2 separate regions of the Homo sapiens genome follow, and region 2 is linked to region 1. A link is an interaction called in ENCODE POLR2A ChIA-PET data of the cell type or tissue named here. Cell type or tissue: PC-3. All regions are shown on one strand.

Region 1 (5,000 bases):
AAATTAAATGTAATGAATGACAGATTTGTGGACTACTTTTAGTTAAACTGGTGATTCAGGTCAGGGGTCTGTACTTAGCATAGTGGAAGAGCTATTTTGCAAGCCCAACCCAATTAGGTTGAATTTTTTTTCTTACTGAGAGTGTTTGATAGGTGATAAAACTACACGTAAGAAGAGCTCTAATCATGGTGCTCCTGGTAATAGGAAAAGAAAGGCAATTACTCATGTGCAAAACTAGAAGCAATCAAAAGCTAGATTTGCCAGAGATGTTTAGGTTTTATGTGCAATTTACAGCTATTTACAAGTTAACCATTGAAATGCTGTCCAAAATTAACTCCGCAATTGAGAATCCAAAATGTTTAGCATCTAAACTTTTTCCTCAGTAAAATTCAATCTTTAAAATTTTTTCTTAGTAATAAAACATTAGTAATACACAGTTGATTAGAAATAGTCATAAACATTTGATTATAAACTATTATAAGAGTAATTAGTAATAAACATTTGATGATAAATAAAGAAAAAAATTGAAAACTTACAACTTTGGTCTTAGATACTGCATTTTTGAAATTCCAAGTAAGCCAACATTCTCTGAGACATCAAGGTTTTTGTAACTTTTAGTAAAGTACTAAAACTGGTAGTGTTATTTTTTTACTTTCATTCAATCAGCATTTAAAATTCACAATTTCAGAAAAAAATGGTTAATTTATTCCACTATTTCTTCTATTAGAAGTGGTAATTTTATATTTGTCATTAGAGATTTCATTTTGAGAATCTTTTGAGTTATCCTACTGGAGGAATACAAACCATTAAGAAAAGATATACATTTCAACATCTTATTCAATGTAAAACATCGTAAGTATTTTGTTACCATTTTCATAGTAAAATGAAACTCAAGAAGTTGCTTAGTGTTTACCTGATATAATCTGTATTGAGTTTAGATAACTAAACTAATATAGCTCCAAGTTTCAGGCTTTTGTTTATACAGCATAAGTATGCAGTTAATGCAAACTACAGGCTTACAGCTTATCTGCAAAACCTGAGCTTTTACTTTAGTTCTGTATATTAACATAATTCCGCATACCTTCACTCTGAGTACAGAAGTAAACATTCTTGCATCTTCAGATACACCTCCGATGTAGAATTTTTTCTGAAACACTGGGGGATGATTATTTTCATCCTGAATCTCAATGTATACTTTAGCTGTATTGCCTGGAGGACAAGAAACGATGCATTTTTTATTGGTGGTTATTCATGGGGGAAAAAATGCACTGAAGTAAATATTTGCTGCACTTTTTTTTGGAAACATTGAAAATAAATCAAAAGCCATTTCTAGATGCCATGCCTAGCACCCCCAAATTCAGGGGACACTGATAATGATGCTTCTGGTATAAAAATGTTAAGTTGCTGTTATTTCTTTTAATTACAATGTCCTGGTAGTTCACTTTACTTGATTTAATTTGGCACTAAAATACTGCACCCTGTTAATTTTAATGAAACAACTCTACTGTTCACGTTCACAAACACTTCACACACAATACCAGTTATACCAAAGGGACACAAATATATAAACCCCTTATGAAATAGTAGAAACTGCCATAAACTATTATATGAATATATATTTATTCTTAAGTATAAAATCAGCAATGGCATTTCTTTAGCTTAAAATTGTACAATAACTTTTATGTTTTAAGACTAAAAGTAACAGTGTTCGGGTGAGGTGTTTATTTCCACAAATGGAAAACAAGTTTTATCATGCCTTGGAAACTGTCAATGTTAGAGGCTAACATTCATTGAAAACAATGGAGCTGAAGATATGATTATGACTCATAAATGCTGCATTTTACCATTTAAATAACAGTAAATGTACCATAAATGATATGTCATCATCAAATGTTAGAACCTCCCTCAAATCATCACACCTTTAATGAGAAATGTGGTACTTGTCACTAGTCCAATAATGACCTTTTAAAAAACAATTTAATATGTATAAAAATAACTTATAAACCAAATAAAATGGGAAATAAGTGGCTATTCATTTTGTAAAAAAATAGTCAAATAAGTATTGCTAATGTATTACATAAGTCGACTTTTCTGATTCATTTCAGTTATGAACAAACGGCAATTAACGTACATACTATTTATCAAGGATGCCCTTATTTTGGTGTTTTACCTGTGTTTAATGCCTCCTGTACAATTTTAAGTAATTAACACCAGCCTACTTGCAGGATACATCATGGGTATACATTTGTATTTGTTGAATAAATTAATGAATGAATAGCTTGTATTAGTAAGAACTTAGAAATAGTCTTTTTTTTTTTTTTGCTTGCCCTTGGAAAGGTCAGACAGAACAGTGAGTTAACCTCAAGATTTTGCTCCTATCCTGCTGCTACTCATTCAGCTTTTCTCTGTTTGTCATCTGTGACCTGGAAGAGGTAGAATCAAGAGGAAAATCATGCTAGCGCAACAGATTAGAGAACCAACAGCGAAATAGGGCTAATAGCAGATTATGCTTCTCTATCCTGCAGTGCCAGGGCTCTGACTTGTACCTTAGTCAGCCACCACAAATCAGAATTCACCCAAAATGAAATCATTTTTAGTTCAGTAGCAGACCACTTTTATCTCTAGAATAAAAAATGCGAACAGCTCTAAATTTAAAAATAAAAAGGAATTTTAGAATATGTCACCTTTCCAATAACTTCTTTGCACTTTCATTCAGAAACATATACAATTCAAATGTGCTATTTCTTTTCAGAACTCTTAGAGTGACAGAGGTCTCGGAAAAATACTGATGACGTATATTTTCTTCTTTAAATGGGATGAGTCATTTAAAATGTTATACAATTTGCAAAGAACAAGAACTTTGTCATGACCTGTTCCCTTACCTCCCAACCCTAACTTCATATCTGGATGGTAACCAAATCCTACATGTCAGCCTCATAAGCAGGTAAATCATCACCTAATAAATATATCTTGTGTCATTTTTCTCTCAACTCCACAGCTGCCCATATACTTAAGTCTGTTGTTGTCTCACCTGAGTGACTAAACGTCATCTGCTCCCCTGTCGTGTCTTTCTAATGTGTCCTGCATTCTGATATAACAAAGACATCACAAAATACAAATAGGATACATTAAATCAAATGTTAAACCAACCACCATTCATATGTACATTTTTTTCTTTTTCTTGTTTTTTGAGATGGAGTCTCCCTCTGTCGCCCAGGCTGGAGTGCAGTGGCACGATCTCGGCTCACTGTAAGCTCCACCTCCCGAGTTCATGCCATTCTCCTGCCTCAGCGTCCCTAATGGCTGTGACTACAGGCATGCGCCACCATGGCTGGCTAATTTTTTGTGTTTTTTTAGTAGAGACGGGATTTCTCCATATTGGTGAGGCTTGTCTCGAACTCCTGACCTCAGGTGATTCACCCACCTCGGCCTCCCAAAGTTCTGGGATTACAGGCATGAGCCACCATGCCTGGCCGACAATTCTTAAAAATACCATGTGTATATTCATATCCATACTTATATGTATACTTTGTGCATATAAGTTTAAGATTCAAATACCAAATTGTTCCTATGAAAGCTCCTTTGATTCAGTGGCCTGTATCAGATATTAAGTGGTTTGTGGGAAAAGGCCTATGGATAACCCAAAATATGATTATATAACCTGAACATAATGGGGAGAGATGATTATACTTAATTATAATATTTTAATTAAATGATATTTATTTATATGAAAACTAATGACTATACAATACAAAATTCCAGAATACTTCACAACCAGCACACAAACAAAATCTCAAGAACATTGTTTAGACTTAAAAGAACTTATACATTTATTTATTTTAAAAAGCCACGATCATTTAGTTCTTTTCACAAAAGAGAAACAGTTATAATGCGATTTATAACAATACTGTATCATGAATTTTGAAATTTATGATGTTAGCTATATAGCTAATTATGTAGGATAGTTTGTAATAGTCAACTAAAAATAAATATAAAGTTGTGAAAAAGGTGTTTTCATTAAGTTTGTGACTTAGATGTTAGAATAAAAAAAATTGTTAACTTTTATTTTCCATAATGTAAAATAGACTAGTCTTCCTTTTTTTTTGCTTCTCCCTGATAACTTTAGGCAGTTGTTATGTATCCCTCCTTTGAAATGCTATAGTGCACTAAAAATGTTTCTTTCTATAAATAACCTTTCCAGAGCTTGGTTTACATTGCATTTAGTTATAAGCATGATTTTATTCTTATTAGATTTCAATATTCTTAAAGATGGAAATTGTATCTCCTACATCTATCAGTACTATAATGCCTCAGTTTGTAGGTAATTTTTCCGCTCAGATATTATTGTAACAAAATTTCTTAATTTTTGTTGAACAAAAAAGTTGATATTCAATTAATTTGTTAGCTTTCTTTGATTATAATCATGAGATTATGATTAACTGAAACAAAAAGTTAACTCTTAGAAGGATATGAGGGAGCTCACTAAATCAAAGTGAAGTAAGTCCAAAGAAGGCTTTTGGTACCACAAAATAATCAGGAAGTTGTAGAGCCTTTAAAGCAGCAGATGTTTGATTTTCTTGCAGATGAAATAACAGCAAACTCTCTTCTTTTATGTTATTTTACCCCACCCCTTATTCCTCTTTTTTTTTTTTTAAAGAAACAAACCAAAAAACAACCCACTAGGCTTAAGAATCATACCCTGGGGACACATTACCTGACTGTCCTAGTTTGGGTCATGTGCTTGCTCCTTGTCTCGGGAAGGAGAAGTCACCAGATTATCCACTTGAGAAGTCACTGGGACAATTATAAGAAATTGTAGTGTGTCTACTTAAAGAATGTAAAATAAATGTTGGCCAGTAAGAAAAGGAAAAGCAAATAAGTATACACCTATAGTTAAATCACTAGAACAGCGTTCTTTTTGACTTTTTTATTCATGTGTATACAATGTACATGACATCATCAATTTCCTTGGCTCACGTGCTTCCCCACTAAGGATTGTA
Region 2 (5,000 bases), 52 kb after region 1:
CGTATGCCAAATAGTAAATGCGAACTCTGAACCATTTTTGATCAAGGTCTTCACAATGCTAGTTTTCAGCTCATAACTCAAATTTACACTTTGCCATTATGCTTTCATTTTTATTTTCTTTATATTTTACTTCTGTGACCAAGACACTGCAACTTCTCAGAAAACTGGAGAAAGTAATTCATTGTATAAAATATTCAACCTTTAGCTTGAAGTCCAGAAAGGTTTGGCTTGGAATATGTAATGTTAATACTCATTAAACTGAAATCACTAAAAATACAGATTTTTAAAACAACCAGAAATGTTAATCTGAGATTTGCTTTGAATTAAGAAAATAAATATTCATTCTCTTGATATTTTAAGAACAATTTACTTCACTAACGCATATTTAAATGTAAAAATGTTTCTATTCTATCATTAGCTCATGTACCCCATGGTGCATTCTAACTAATCAGTCATTTTAAAATCACTGTGGCAATTAAAATCTATGAATCTGTAAATTGTTTACAATCACATGTTTAATGTGCTAGGTCTTCACCTACACCATTTCCCCTTTTTCCTCAACAACTGAGGTTGAACTAGGACACAGTTGCCTAGCAAGGAACAGCATTCCTCTCCCCTAGTTAGAGCTAAATGTAGACCCGTACCTGGATTCTCACAACGTAATGTGAGCTGAACTGAAATGTGCAATTCTCACCTCACTTGGTTAAGGAAATCTCTAGATGTGGACTTCTGTCTGGTTTCCCCTTTCTGCTGACTAAAATGGTAATAATGAGTTATTTTGAAATAGAGTGTTGAAGATGGTGACCCCTGAGTTGTCCCAGGTCCCTGAACTTTAAACCATTGATATTTGGTGGTTTCCTATTACAGTGACCTAAACTACCCTAACTCAGTCTGATTACCCTGAGATTTAATGATTTAATGACTGTCTAATAGAAATAAGTCAACGGAGTCAGTGACAGAACGGGGACGTATGGGTCAATAATTCAGTTAAACATTCTACGATAAATAAATACTTTATCTTTAAAATCTCTCTTTTATACCTAATCATTTGTTAAATGCTAATTTTTCCTATGGAATTCAAACACAAGTATTGGAACGAAGACATTCCTGAGATGTAAAAGCCATGTGTACCTCAGCTTACAGTGCTAGATTACTGCTTTCCATTTGTAACACATTACCTTCCCCTACACCCTACAAAGAACATAAATCTTGAGCTATCATTTTTATATTTCCCCCAAATTTGATCACAAGAAGTAGAAGTTTTTTCACTAGGAGCAATCCCAACACGAAAGACCATCCTAATAATCAAAAATTAATAATGTCATTTAGCATCTCTGGGAATAATGTGCATCCAGTTGAGGCAGTAAAATGAATTTGAAAAAATTAGAGAAGAATGAGGCATATGAGGTTGGCAGAAACCATTCTGTGCTTCACTTTTTTTCATTAAGAAAGGAAAGTGTGTTGGCCTCTAAAGCAGCCTGAAATGGCATAGGCATATTGCCAAAGCTAGCAATTGAACATATTAAAAGAAAATACCATACAGAAATAAAAATATTCTACCATGAATATTTTCATATTTCCATATATTCATATTTTGCAATATGAATGAGAATGACTTTTAAATATGATTAATTAATTATGCGATTAGTTGTTGGAAACTAATAAAATGTTGAACAACTTATATTAGTTGAAACAACAGTAGCTAATAGGACTAAGCCTGCTCAGGAAATGATGCAGACCACTTAGTTCCATATTTTTTTGGCCAGAAATCAGTCAAACGGCAGAATTCAGAATTCATCCCTAGTTAATAAGGAGAGGAAATGTAATCCAGCTATATGCCCGTGAGAAAAAGGATTTAGGAGGCATCCAGATACTGCTATGTATTTCCTCAATGGTCTTCAAAAAGAATGAAGAGATAATTGAAGATGATAATCATTAGCCTTAAGTTTCTTTATAGTTCAGTTAAAATTTTGGTTCAAATTTAGACCTATATAAACATTTATATTCAATTATTTGCATTTATCCAAAAAGTAGTGTCCTTGTTCATATTTGGCATAACATTTATTTTTCAAATTTTCTGGTTATTTGATAAAAAATTAATCCTTTTAAGTACTCAAGTACTACTAAATGCATTATGATCAAGATACTGATTCTTAGCATCTCTGGGAGTTATGTGTGTACAGTTGTGTATATTATTAATACACAGTAGGATGCAACAAGATTACCAAATTCTCTTTATAACTCAGAATAACAAATGAACTGGGATAATCAAGGGCAATTTTGTAATTGTTAGAATTCTGGAAGATCAAAATTCTCCCACATGTACCCATGTGACTGTTGTTAATTTTAGTACCATATAATTGGCTAACTTTTGCTCTCTAAGTTAACAACAACTTTATTAAGAGAATCTATTTGTAGTTAATAGTTCTATGCAGAGACGGTATGAAATGGTAAATTATACGTTGAACAACACATTCGCATTTTTAAAACATGGCATTAAGCAAAGATACTTAATAAAGAAAGTTAAATGAGCAATGCCCTGTTTCAATTTATGACCTTGGCCTCAATGCCACAATATTTTAGCTAAAAGAGAAGTCTAGAGGCATATTTCTATTGACAAGGAAATGAGCTCTAAATGAAAACCTAGAGAAACAGTACACCACTTAAGTTTATTTAAAGAGGAAGTTTAAGCAATATATCACTTTCTTCTCTTGGAGTTTCCAAAGATAATTAGACTTGCCGCAAGGGGCTTTGAAGAACACAGATGGGAATTTTAAGTTAAAACTGTGAGCGTTTTTTTGGATCCACTTAGAAGACTAAGTATATTTTTTGAGAACACCTGATCTAGATAATTTAGTGAGAAACAAAGTGAGTTTATATCCGTCCTGTTCTTGAGAACTCCAAAATTAACATGTTCAGAGAAGTTCTTCCAAAACAGAAAACTGTGCATAGGAGTCCCCCTTTATTTATGGGGGATATACTCCAAGACCTCCACTAGAAGCCTGGAACTTCAGATGACACCAAAGCCTATATTTACTATGTTTTTTTTTTTTTCCTGATAACCCAGACAGTTACTAAGTGACTGATGGGCAGCCTGGATACAATGGACAAAGGAATGATTCAGCTCCAGGGCAGAGTGACACAGGACAGCACAAGATTTCATCATGATACTCAGAATGCCATACAATTTAAAACTTACGAATTGTTTATTTCTGGAATTTTCCACTTAATATTTTCTGACCACGGTTGACCTCGGGCAACAAACTGTGAAAAATGATACTGTGGATAAGGAGGGGACTACTGTATTCCATAGCAAAGAATTGGAATCCAATCCAAAGGATTGGAAGCACAGGTTACTGTGTCAGAAAAAAAAGGAAAATAATAGATAATAATGTACATGTGGGTGAGAATAACCTTTTAAAACAGATTAAACAAGAATTCTTATTTGTTTTACATATGGTTTACATCTCGATGATTTACATACATGCTATGGAAGATTTTCTGGTAATTATATTACATAATTTAATTTTGTGTAGATTCTTCTAAACGCAGCTTTGTATGAGAGGATGAAACTGCTTGGTTCAGTGGGTTAAGTGCTTGCAGATGTATCCCTCACCTACCTTATTCCTCAGTACCTTAGCTGCTGTTCTAGCTTAAAATTATTAATTCATTCTAAGAAAGTAAAAAACACTAAAGTCATCCTAGAACATGATCAAGTTCTCCATTACCTGAAATATTCATTTTTCATTATCCTCAATTATTATCATCATCCAACTTTCAATTTTTCTTTGGATAGACTAAACTACTAAAATATTCTGGAATTTAATGTAGACTCCCACACCCCTTATTTATATTTCTGCATAGGCTGAATATTTGGTGTGGAATATCCATCTATATCTTTTTGGATTGACTAAACTCTACATTTCCTTCAATCTACAACTTAAAACTGTGTTAATCATGTTCAAATATAGTTAAGTGTCCCTTAGCCTGCTTCCTCAATACTGTGATCTTATTTCTACCATTGTGTTCTCACAGTGTATTATATTTTTCATATAGTTATTTGTTTCCAGAGATACCAGAGAGCTTGCTTTCTCTCTCTCTCTCCAGATAAGGACATGGCAAAAAGGCAGCTGCCTATTAAGACCAGAAGAGACCCTGAACCTGACCATGCAGACACCCTGGTCTTAAACTTGGATTGTCAGCTACCAGAACAATAAGAAAATAACTTTCTGTTGTGGCCGGGCACAGTGCCTCACGCCTGTAATCCCAGCACTTTGGGAGGCTGAGGCAGGTGGATCAGGAGGTCAGAGATCGAGACCATCCTGGCTAATGCAGTGAAACCCCACCTCTACTGAAAATACAAAAAATTAGCCAGGCATGGTGGTGGGCACCTGTAGTCCCAGCTACTCGGGAGGCTGAGGCAGGAGAATGGTGCAAACCCAGGAGGTGGAGCTTGTAGTGACCCGAGATTACGTCACTGCACTCCAGCCTGGGCAACAGAGCAAGACTCCATCTCAAAAAAAAAAAAAAAAAAAAAAAAAAGAACAGAATTTTCTGTCGTTTAAGCCACCCAATTTATGGTATTTTGTTATGGCTGCCTCAGTTGACTAAAACAGTATATATACTAACCATAAACTATAATATATAATATTGGTGTATATGCATATAGTGTATATATATAAATGTATATGTATTATATATGTGTATATATAGTGTGTATATATATATACACACAGTATATATATAAATTTATGTATACACACAGTATATATAAATACACACACTACATTTATATATATATATACACACTATATATATACACATGCACTACATATTTACACACACAAACGTACACACATACACACATACACACTGATTAGATGGAAAATATGATTGCAGATTGCATGCCAAAATTGGAAATTGAATGAAATGTTCCACCTGGCAATAATGAGAAACTAAAGATCTATTTCTCACCATTCAGATCATTAATTAGAATTGAA

What was found. ChIA-PET counts read pairs that join two places held together with the same protein. Peaks named below come from ENCODE experiments on the same cell type or tissue, not always from the same donor. Only the 100,000 strongest peaks of a DNase experiment are listed, where the experiment ranks them.
Region 2: POLR2A ChIA-PET joins it to region 1 with 9 read pairs; 2 of 35 experiments call an interaction of 5 or more read pairs at or near these places.

The regions. Positions count from the first base shown.
Region 1 is chr10:53,902,162-53,907,161 of GRCh38, forward strand. PCDH15 (protocadherin related 15) reads right to left here. Exons shown (of 38, transcript NM_001384140.1): 26 at 1,082-1,209. Among named protein-coding and RNA genes, the nearest start is that of MIR548F1, 700 kb to the right of the region's middle. In PC-3, no CTCF peak of the experiment used is centred here; DNase peaks (open chromatin) are centred at 2,510 and 2,900; H3K4me3 peaks cover 815 bases; H3K27ac peaks cover 1,493 bases.
Region 2 is chr10:53,954,463-53,959,462 of GRCh38, forward strand. The region is part of intron 23 of PCDH15 (protocadherin related 15); the gene reads right to left. Among named protein-coding and RNA genes, the nearest start is that of MIR548F1, 650 kb to the right of the region's middle. In PC-3, no CTCF peak of the experiment used is centred here; no DNase peak of the experiment used is centred here.